4 separate regions of the Homo sapiens genome follow, and regions 2, 3 and 4 are each linked to region 1. Evidence: chromatin contacts called from ENCODE Hi-C data. All regions are on one chromosome and are shown on one strand. The core of a region is the stretch at or near the end of the contact, and the rest is flanking DNA. Distances in the headings are between cores, read along the strand shown. Region 1 holds the start of PRRC2C (proline rich coiled-coil 2C). Region 2 holds the start of TOR1AIP1 (torsin 1A interacting protein 1). Region 3 holds the start of MGST3 (microsomal glutathione S-transferase 3). Region 4 holds the start of TMCO1 (transmembrane and coiled-coil domains 1).

What was found. A loop is a pair of places that touch in the nucleus more often than their neighbours do. Pooled maps may share reads with other maps.
Region 2: a pooled map shows a loop between it and region 1 (11-fold over the local background). The contact joins the promoter of TOR1AIP1 here to the promoter of PRRC2C in region 1. A Hi-C loop is called at or near these places in 2 of 50 pooled maps.
Region 3: a map of naive thymus-derived CD4-positive, alpha-beta T cell shows a loop between it and region 1 (12-fold over the local background). The contact joins the promoter of MGST3 here to the promoter of PRRC2C in region 1. A Hi-C loop is called at or near these places in 1 of 168 maps with a recorded cell type or tissue (naive thymus-derived CD4-positive, alpha-beta T cell) and 8 of 50 pooled maps.
Region 4: a loop to region 1 is called in a pooled map, with 14 times the contacts of the local background. The contact joins the promoter of TMCO1 here to the promoter of PRRC2C in region 1. A Hi-C loop is called at or near these places in 7 of 50 pooled maps.

What each region holds. Positions count from the first base shown.
Region 1 is chr1:171,484,246-171,486,823 of GRCh38, reverse strand. PRRC2C (proline rich coiled-coil 2C) reads right to left here and starts at 1,294. Exons shown (of 35, transcript NM_001387844.1): 1 at 1,089-1,294. RefSeq lists enhancers at 741-1,489, 1,396-1,705.
Region 2 is chr1:179,881,000-179,883,577 of GRCh38, reverse strand. It overlaps TOR1AIP1 (torsin 1A interacting protein 1), which reads right to left and starts at 1,293. Exons shown (of 10, transcript NM_015602.4): 1 at 601-1,293. The coding sequence starts at 1,075. LOC139427322 reads right to left here and starts at 1,262. Exons shown (of 1, transcript NM_001436163.1): 1 at 1,185-1,262. The coding sequence starts at 1,262. The coding sequence ends at 1,185. RefSeq lists enhancers at 327-426, 730-1,024, 587-1,346, 851-1,388, 1,367-1,476 and 1 more.
Region 3 is chr1:165,629,928-165,632,505 of GRCh38, reverse strand. MGST3 (microsomal glutathione S-transferase 3) reads right to left here and starts at 1,272. Exons shown (of 6, transcript NM_004528.4): 1 at 1,213-1,272. RefSeq lists enhancers at 598-767, 1,821-2,351 and a silencer at 1,198-1,437.
Region 4 is chr1:165,767,563-165,770,140 of GRCh38, reverse strand. TMCO1 (transmembrane and coiled-coil domains 1) reads left to right here and starts at 1,273. Exons shown (of 7, transcript NM_019026.6): 1 at 1,273-1,459; 2 at 1,872-1,949. The coding sequence starts at 1,390. TMCO1-AS1 (TMCO1 antisense RNA 1) reads right to left here and starts at 1,212. Exons shown (of 3, transcript NR_125374.1): 1 at 766-1,212. RefSeq lists enhancers at 310-985, 986-1,662.

The DNA.
Region 1 (2,578 bases), core at 45-2,544:
AGGTGCTTAGTATCACCCTATTATTTTTATTTGCAGGAGTAAGCTATTAAGTACTCAACAATCAAAAAATCCTCCGATTCTTCTGGTGCATTCCAAATGAAAATCTTACAGCAGAGCCGCCTACTGTACAATTCTAAGTACTCTAACGAGGTATGAATCTATGAACCCAGGCTGAAAACCAGCCAATGCGGAAATCCAGGTAGCTTTATAAGCCAGCAAACATCAGGCATGTCAGACCCTCAAAAGATCCCAAATAATGTCAAAACACACATACATCCCTTTAAATTAAAGGTACTCCTCTCATGCAAAGGAAGGAAGACTCTATCAATGTCTCTATAGTGGCCCCATGCCCTTTTCTTCAGTCCTAAAACGGGGCCTTTACCCTGACACCACCAATATCAACGCTATCTCAAAGACAGGGAGCTACCGAGATTCACCACGCAAGTTAGAGGATGGAGCGGCCTAGAGTGTGAAAAGACTACCCAAATCCTCCTCCGGAGTTGGGCAGCACTTCCCTAGCGGAAGTAGGGTTGGTCTTGATTCCCCGAAGAGCCTCTCATCTAACCAGGTCTTTAAACCAGACCCTCCCATACATTGCTCATTGCAAGTCCCACCCTCACTACACAGGAAGAGGTAGACAGTGAAAGCCCCGGCTGAGTCCTTCAGTTGTTTGGGGAAACGCATACCCGACACTAAAAAAAAAAAAAAAAAAAAAAGACTTCACGTCCGCCAGTCCAGGAAGACGGAAACCCCCTTCGCTTACCCGGCAACATGCGTAATCCCCTCGCAGGGCCAGGACTGGGGTCTAGGTGGGAGCAAGACAGACCGGTCCAGAACTCCCGCTGCAGACCACATGGGGCGGGTCTGACTCCGGTTTCCCGCTCCCCAAGCTGGAGGCCGACTTCCCCAGACACAGAGATGATGGTAACCAAACAGAAGGGAAATGCCCGGACCCAAGGCCCTCTCCACGCGGCCCCCTAGCCTCCGGGCGCCAGGGTCTGGGTGCGCTCCCACGCCCCAGGCCGCACTCTGGCCGTTCCCGATGGGGCCCTCTTTGATCGCGGCCCCCACACCCTCGCTTTCCTTACCGGTCAGGGTGAGTGTCAAGTTTGCGCACTTCGAGGGTCTCCGCCGATCTCTGATCGAAAGAAGGGGGAGGGAAAGCTGGGGTTAAAGGGGTGGCCGGAAGGGCCACCAGACTGGAAAAGCCGAAGCTGCGGATGGACAAACCGCCAAAGCACTTTCGCAGCTTTCCGAGGGGGAGCGAGCGAGCGAGAAAAAGAAGCAAGATGGCGGCTAGCCAGCCCCTACGTACTACGTCATGACGCTAAGTACGTAGGTCAAATCTCCGCAAGACCACACTCCTGCGCAGAGACGGCCGGATCACGTGAAGCCTCCGTGGCGGCCCAACCCCGACAGAGGGTGCTGGCGCTTCCTGCTGGACGGAGGGAGTTTCTGCAATCAGAATTATCTTTTCAGGACAAAGCTTGGACCTGAGACCTTTCTAAGAAGTCTTGAATTGACCACGTTTACAAGTTGATAATAAGCCTCAGTGAAATGAGCACTCTTATGTCTGGTGGGTGGATGTGTAAATGGTTGAACCAGCAGTTCGCCAGTATGTCTCAGTGAATTTGGGGCAAGCTGAGAAGTCTTGGTGTATTGAAAAGTTATCACAGAGAGTGAAAGTAAAACTAGTGTGAGGAACAGAGTAGCATGGGCTGCTGAGAGCACTTTTTAAGTTTCTAATTATGGATGTGAGATAAGCCATTCAGTTTATTTATATGATCTCTCCATCACAGTGTTCAGCTCCGTTGAATAGTAAGATTCACCCATGCTGGCTTTTACTAGGCAAGTGTAACATAGGCAGATGAGTGTATCTGGAAGTGGGAGACTACAATGATGATAATATTATGTCAGAACAGATGGCGAATGTTTAGTAAATGGTATCTTTTGTCCTCTTTGTGAACTACCTATGACATATTTAAAATTCAAGGATTTCTTACCACTTCTGGTCTGAACGATCTTCCCCGCCAGTAGCTGGTGTATGTCCATGGAATTGTCACTGTAGCAATGTTAGAATAAATGAAATAATAAAGAGAGGTAAATTATGAACACCTCCCTCCCCACTAATATTAATTTGAAGTAGAAAAGTCTGGACTTGCTTGGTGGCTCATGCCTGTAATACTAATACTTTGGTAGGTCAAGGCAAAAGGATTGCTTGAGACCAGGAGTTCAAGACCAATCTGGGCAACATAGTGAGACCCTACCTCTGCAAAAAAATTAAAAAGAAAAAAAGCTAGCTAGGCATAGTGGCACATGCTTATAGTCCTAGCTACCTGGGAGGCTGGAGGCAAAAGGATCACTTGAGCACAGGAGGTTGAGGCTGCAGCGAGACTCTTTCTCGAAAAAATAGAAAAGAAGAAAAGAAAAAGTTTTTTTATTGATATAGGGTCATTGCCAGGGGAAAGCCTACTGATCATCCACAAGAGGACAAGGAAGCATTACTTTAGTGAATTTCTACAACCTTCTAGGATCTGGTCTATAGTGTCCTGGTCACAGAAACATCTTTCTTTGTTTT
Region 2 (2,578 bases), core at 44-2,543, 8.4 Mb before region 1:
TGGGGAACATCAGTTCAGGAAAAATGAGTTACCCCATTTCGGTGAAAGTATTGGGTGAGGTCTCAAATCAATTCACTAAACTCAGCAATCCCTCGAAATGCCCACTCACAAAATTTCTCCTTCCTCTCTGCCCACCTGGGTGAGGAGGGAAAAAGACTGAAAGGTTAGATCCTCAGCTGGGGACTCTGGCCCGCGAGCGTTAAAGAAGGAAATGGAAGTGGTTTCTGTAGAAACATCCGCAGGGTAGAGGGAACCGAAATGAAACCGACCCTGCAGTAATTCGCTGTCCCCTCGTGAAGGCCTGCAGAAAAAGGCAGCTCTGACTCCCCTAAATTGATGCCCGATGTTGGGCAGAGCGCCCCAGCCCTGCCCGGGTCGCTCCACACGACCATCTTTCCACTCCTCCGGTCGGCGCTTCCTTCCCCGCTGCGGGTCAGGGTGGCCCTTGCACGGCGGCACAAGTCCAGAGGGGGCTGAGGAATACCCTTTAGCCAATCCCAGTACTTAGTACCCAGGCGGGCATGAGCTCCACCGAGGCGCGCGCCCGCCCCCGCGCGTTCCCTGGCTCGCGGCTGGGACTGTTACCTCCGCGGTCCTCACCTTCAGAGGAATGAGAGTCCCGCAGCCCTCTCCTGGTCATAACAGGAGACGGCTGTAGCGGAGGCTGCTCTGAGTGCTGCTGCTGAAGGCGGGTAGTCCTTCGCGTCTTCATTTCCTCGGTTTCCTGGGGTCGCGGCTGCCTCCGCTGCCTAGACCGAAGGTAGTACGCGCTTTCTCTCACTTCCTCTTTCGCAGAATCGGACCGGAACTCTTCTAGCCGGGTTCGTTTTCCCACCGGGGACCTTTCTTTGGCCACCAGGGGCTCGAAGTCGCCGTACACTTCTGGCGGCTCGTCCGAGAACCTCACTTCCCGCCGGCCCTGGCGCGACGGAGGAGTTCTGTACGCAGGCGCATCGCTGCTGCCGCCATTTTGAGGGGCGAGCCGGCCCCTTCCCTCTCGGATGGGGGCCCTGGGGGTGACGTACACACCCCATCCTTCCCGCACCGCCTCTGCCCGCCGCCCGTCGCCCGCCATAGTTGTTGACGTAGCTTTAGTCGATCGCGAAGATGGCTTTATGGACCCTAGGTTCTCCTGCCGGTGGTGGCGATGGCTTCTCGGGGGTGTTGGGCGGTGGCCGCTGTGGTCAGGGAGGCAGTTGCGAGTCGCTGGGGCCGCCGCCTGCGTCGTCGCTGCTGTGTAGCAAACCTGCCTCTGGGCCCATGGTGTGTCTTGAGGGCTGTGAGAGAGGCAGTGCCTGAGCTGGGTCAGCTGCTGTGGATCGCTCCCGCCTCCTGGCTGGAGGCACCAAAGAGGAGGAGAAGGGGGAGGAGGACGTCTCTGCCATCGCCCTTAAGTAAAGGAGGGGTGGGGGCGATAGAAGGATGGCAGGGCAACTTGCCTGTCCTAAGTCTAGCCGCTCGTGGCAAGTGTTGACTGCGTGTAGGAGACTCCCGTCCTATCTCCCAGTACCAAGTCTCGGGGAAAAGGAGTGCGACGAGGGTGGAGAAGACCCAAGTTTCGCTTCTCGGCCCCAGGCTGTTGCGCAGTTTCCCTGGAATCTTTTTGATCGACTGCTACGTTGACCATGTCCTTCCCAGTGTCCTTAGCAGGAGTGATGGCCAGAGAGAGAACTTTTGCACATGCCATGTTTTCGTGGCAAAAATTTTAGTTTCAAGTACCTTATGAGGGCGGTTACCTAGTTTTGAATTTTGTCACTTGTTGAGGGTGTACAAAATCCTATCTAGAGTCATACTCGTTGGATGTATTTTCTTTTCCGAAATGTACCCATAGGACACATAACCTTATTCCTGGTCTTTAATATTTCTCGGTTTTATACCAAGCAGCAGTGTTCGGAAGACCATGTTAGTGCTACATTGTGCACAGTGAGAAATGAACAAGTTTTTTAATTAAAGACAGCACTGTAATTTTAAGTTGTGATCCATTATTTTTACTTTTATTCTGGATGTGACGTGATACTCTACATTTGATTTAGAATGCTTTATGGACTTTATGGAATAAGAAAGCATGGTAAAATCTATTTGTTTCACCTCCTTATACAAATGTTTACAGATGTGGCTAATCTGCAAATACCTAACCAAATTTAGACACATTCAGAGAAGGTCGATTAAGTTCGTGTAAAGTCTGAATAATTATTGAAAGAAAGCTTAAATTGCCTTCAAATATACAACTGCTTGTAGGGCTTTGTATGATTGGAGTGAATAGATTTAAAAAATTGTAATTTGGATACCAGTTACAATGAGCGATTCTGAAAAGTTTGAAGGTGTTTGTTTATTCTTCCAAGTAATCACCTTAAAATGTTTTTGAGCAACTCATTTGTTGCTCAAACTTGGCACAAATTTCAACTACTTAAGTCGTAATGTGTACTATGTTTTTATTTTATTTTTATTTTTATTTTATTTTTTTTGAGACGGAGTCTTGCTCTGTCACCCAGGCTGGAGTCCAGTGGCGCGATCTCGGCTCACTGCAACCTCTGCCTCCCGGATTCACGCCATTCTCCTGCTTCAGCCTCCCCAGCAG
Region 3 (2,578 bases), core at 23-2,522, 5.9 Mb after region 1:
AATTCATCTCCTATGAGAATAAACATTCTTGATCTGACTCAATGTGCTCTCTGAATTCACTGAAATAAAATATAGCCTGTAACTCTGACCAATAACCTGGGGTGCCTCCCAGAACTGCTGGCTCCAGGTGATCTACAGATTTCCCAAGAGAAGCGCTGCAGCTCCTACCCACCAGCAATCTAAAATCTGCAGCAATTCCGCAGGACCACACCTAGGCCCAACAGCACATACCTGCAGAGCCGGAAGCGCCTTCCCCTCCAGGGCATCTCCTGTCCCCAGGGAAGGAATTAAAGTTCTAACCCCTGCCTCTCCTTCTACCCATCCTAGTATCTGCTTTTCCTTTACCTCGTCTTCCACACTTACTTGCCCCCGACGCTATTATGTAGCTTGTAAACTCGTGACTCTCAAGGAAAGTATCAGCAGAAGCCACAACTTCGGGGAATGACTCACTAAGGAGTCTCCAGCGCCTTCCACCGCCCTGCAACTGCCCCACTACTGTAGCCCTACGGCTCCGTGCTGCCACCCCACATAAAGAAGGGGCATTTTCTGAAATCCAAGGAAGAACCTGAAGAGTCCCCCACCCGCCTAGAGGCGTCTCTTGCTCTAAGTCAGCGGTAGGAAATGACCACCTTCCCAGTACAAATGGACAAACGATTCTAAGAGGCAGGAGGAAAACAAACACAATTCCTTCAGAGGCTCTCCCGACCGTCCCTAGCAACACATCCCCACCGCAGCGGGTGCATTGCTCACAGGCCACTTCTGAAACCAGTGTTACTGATCAGGCCTGCACAACCACTCCCCCGGCAGTGTCCGGCTCGCCATCCTCTGCGCCGGAACAGCAGAGGGCAAGGTCGGGTGGTCTCCGGAAGGCAGAAAGGTGCCCCCAGACTGCAGAGCCCGGGGACAGCAGGAGAGGAAAGGAAGGAATGGAGGAAGGGTTGACCTTGAGAATTTTCCTGAGTTACACATAAATAGGTCGGGCCTCGCTTAGACGCTCCCAACCCACTCCACCAGGGAAAAGATGCAAGGCAAGGGGAGAGCAGAGAGGGTGGAAATTCAGATCGCTAATTTACTGATAAGGGTGGGGGGAGGTTAGAGACAGCGGGTCTCTATTCAGCTCGCATAGGCTGAAATATGGGAGTGCCCTGCGCAAAGGCTGAAGTGCCCCCGGCGGCCCGGTGCTCGTGGCTGCCCGCAGGTGCTAGCACTCACCTGGATCACCTTCGAACAGCTGGAGCAGAACAAAACTGCGCAGCGCGGTGTGGGTGCGGCGCCCTCGCCTGGGGCGGGGCTAGATGAGGCCAGAAGCAGGCCCCGCCCCAGCCGACCAGCGCGCGGCCACGCCCCCAAGGCGGGGCTCCTGGCGCTGGCGCGCGCTGTCTAAGTTGCCAACTCAGGGCCACTGGTTGGGAGGTGGAGGCCTAATTTTCTTCCTGCTCATGGTCGTCCAGCGATTTACTCCTCTCATTCTCAAAAACATATATCTACTCCCCCAGGTGCCTTCGTGGCCATCTTCCTAAACTGTCCCAGCCAGGTCATACCTCCCGGATTGGGTTTGCAGAACAGTGGGACGTGAATAATTTGTCCCCAGCAGAGCCACCGTAGCGGTTTTAGGCGCTCTGCTGTAAGGGCGAAGCACGGGCATGCAAGGCGCGTGCGCGAAAGTAGCCGCGCCTCAATCGATGTGTCCCTGAGGCGCGTAGCTGGGGCGTGGGCGGCGCTTGGTGTCCCAGGTTGCTACACTCCCGAAGTGAATGGATTTATCGCTGTTAGGGCCTTTTTGTTTAGGGCCTAACAAATATTGTTAGTTTTGCCGAGAGCTGGCGCCGAGCCCTGCCCTCGTGGTGGGCCGTACCCACGCCCCCTGAGCGCGGAGTCGCGTGGCTCCGGAGTTTTGTTTTTTTGAAAGGAGTCTCCCAATTGTCCGTGGAGTTTTTTTTGCGGCACATGGAGTCTCTGCCTTCGCGACCCAGACCTTTGATGTGAACACCTGCTCCCGTTACGCTCGGGTCCAGCGTCCGGGGCGGGGCTCGAGGCCGGGTGGAGGAGGGGTGGGGGCGGGGGTCTTGGTCTTGGGTGAGACCTGCAGATACGGTCGGGCTGAAGGAGTAGAACTGGCTTCTAAATGCCGGAAAATCCGAAGGAACTGACTGCAGAAGGCACGTTTCCAATTTTCGCGTGTTTTAAGTGCACCCTCCCGCCACCTCTCCTCTGGACATCCCTCATCCTTTTGAAGATTGCCACACCTGGGCCCCTCCTAGAGTCTCCTCTTTGGAGGATTCCTCACCTCCGAGAGAATGCTTAGGAACCCACCTGAATGATTCCAAGTTAAGGTGTGGAAAGGCAGAAATCTAGATTTTTGAAGGCTCTAGGTTATGTGTGTGTTTCTTTTTATTGGGTTGTCATATTTGCACATCTAGAGGTACTTTGAGAGCTCATTAAATCTTTACTGTTGCTGTTTCAGCAATTTCCAACCATTCTCATACTTTCTGTCATGTTGGGTTTCTGTCATGTTGGATGTAGAGAGGGCTTTGTTTTGCTTGAACATTGAAAGGAAGTAAGTTAGGGAGACAGTTTT
Region 4 (2,578 bases), core at 24-2,523, 5.7 Mb after region 1:
ACAAAAAATTAGCTGGGCGTGGGGACGGGCACCTGTAGTCCCAGCTACTTGGGAGGCTGAGGCAGGAGAATGGCTTGAACCCGGAGGCAGAGGTTGCAGTGAGCCGAGATTGTGCCATTGCACTCCACCTGGGCAACAAGAGTGAAACTCCATCTCAAACAAACAAAAAAACACCAATGATAGGAGGAAGTACAAGAGGATACAGCTCAGCCAGCTTCCAGGTTTTCACCCATACACACACACACCCCAGTGTGAAAAAGCTGAAACCGTCTACAATGGCTGAAACCACGCTGCTGAGACATTTTTGAATTTTAATTAGTTAGCAACACTTATAAATTAAGTTTCACATAAAACCCAGGATTTCTGGATTTTCCTGAGAAACGAAGACATCTCAGAAACTGGGTGCTCATTCTCCTAGAGAAATGGGTTGGATTTGGGTATCAAATTCTCCTTTCAGATGAACTTAATGCTCACTTATCCATCGTAGTAACTTCCACCATTTGTTTAGGCTCAGCTTGCATAAGATAATTTATTTTCTCTCGCCAGTCTAGGCATCTGGGTTTAAGACCCCTTCTCTAGATACATTACTCACTGCACTATCACACTATGAATTTTCAGGCATCCGTGCTTTGACTTCCACTTTGCCTAGAAAGTCCTTTGCTATCTCCAAAAGTACTCCTACTCCCCTAAGGCACTGCTTCAATTCCTTTCATTAGCTTCTTCTGACCACTCTCTCAACCGTGTCACGCAGCACTGTGGTAATACCTCTATTAAAACCCTTATCAGAGCGTATGCACAAGCTTCTCCTCTTCGCGCTGACGTTCGCTCCTTGAGGCCAGCGGCCCACAACTAACTCATTTCGCGGTTCCAGCTTCACGTCCATGCCCTGGCACCTACACCCAGTCGTTCAGTACCTTTGCGGAAGTCAGTCTTCTTACTTCACGGCAAACCCAAGCTAAACTAATATTACGACCACAGAAGTTGGGCTGAGGTAGAAGTCAAGACTATCCCAATAACTGGATTCTGGCCGAGAAAAAGGCGCGCGCCAGCACCCCAGTCAGTAAAATCTACCGGGCAAAGTTCGCCGCCGCCACTATCCTCCTCTGGCTCTGAAATAGTTCCAATTCTCGCGAGATTCGGCCTGACTACCAGCCCTTCAGCTCCAGTGAGTTGCGGGTTGGTTTCCTCTAGACTCTCGTGGCCACACCGTTCTCCGATACGAGCCTTTCCGGTGCTATGCCCCGGAAGCGGAAGTGCGATCTTCGGGCTGTCAGAGTTGGTCTGTTACTCGGTGGTGGCGGAGTCTACGGAAGCCGTTTTCGCTTCACTTTTCCTGGCTGTAGAGCGCTTTCCCCCTGGCGGGTGAGAGTGCAGAGACGAAGGTGCGAGATGAGCACTATGTTCGCGGACACTCTCCTCATCGTTTTTATCTCTGTGTGCACGGCTCTGCTCGCAGAGGGTGAGAGCGGGTATTTCTCAGACGTTTGATCAGTCCCCGGGAGGAAGGGCCCCGGGGTCCCCTGTGCCACCAGGGGAAAGATCGCGAGCCTTACTTGCTTGAGAGGCTCATCTACTCCACTTCAGGGAATCTCTGGGCAACTCGTGAACAGGAGCAGGAGGGGAGTATGGAGTCGATTGCCGAGTTTTCTTTGGTCTCAGGTAGATTTCACTTGGGTATTTGTGGAGACACCTTCACATCATGTTACTGTTGTTTTGGCTGAAGAGTCAGTTGTATTAGCCTTTGAAAAAAGTTAACTATGGGTAAATACAAAGCGAAAAGTTGGAATTCCTCCTTCTCCAACAGTAACCACTTTGTTTGTTGTGATCATTCCAGTCATTTCTCTATTAACATGTTGCTTTTAATGTTTTAGGCATAACCTGGGTCCTGGTTTACAGGACAGACAAGTACAAGAGACTGAAGGCAGAAGTGGAAAAACAGAGTAAAAAATGTGAGTATGGCAACACATTAGAAATAATTTCAACACGTCAAGCTCATTAAGTCCATGTTCACAATAAATATTTTAAGAGCACCAGCTGATACAAAGATGAACCTGACTTGAAGCCTATTTAGAAATAGAAGACTTTTATGCAAAATGTGTAATACCAACTAGAGGGAAGTGAGGGGCGTAGCAGATACATGTTATGTGCTGTGGTGGTTCTAAAGAAGAGGTTCAATCTGGCGCAGTGGCTTACTCCTGTTAATCCCAGCACTTTGGAAGGCTGAGGCAGGACTGAACTTAGGGGTTTGACACCAGCCTGGGCAACATAGGGAGACCTCGTCCCTACAGAAAAAATTAGCTGGGTATGGTGGTACACACCTATAGTCCCAGCTATTTGGGAGACTGAGGCATGAGGATCCCTTGAGCCCAGGAGATTGAGGCTACAGTGGGCCACGATGGTGTCACTACACTGCCTCCTGGGCAATAGTGAGACTTGTCTTTAAAAAAAAAAGAAGAAGAGGCTTCATTCAGTTGTGAGGAACCATGGTAGCCTTCATGATGCTGATGGCCTTGCAGTTCCTTGTGGATAGTTAGAATTTGGATAGAGAATGAAATGGGGAAAGGAAATTCCAGGTAAA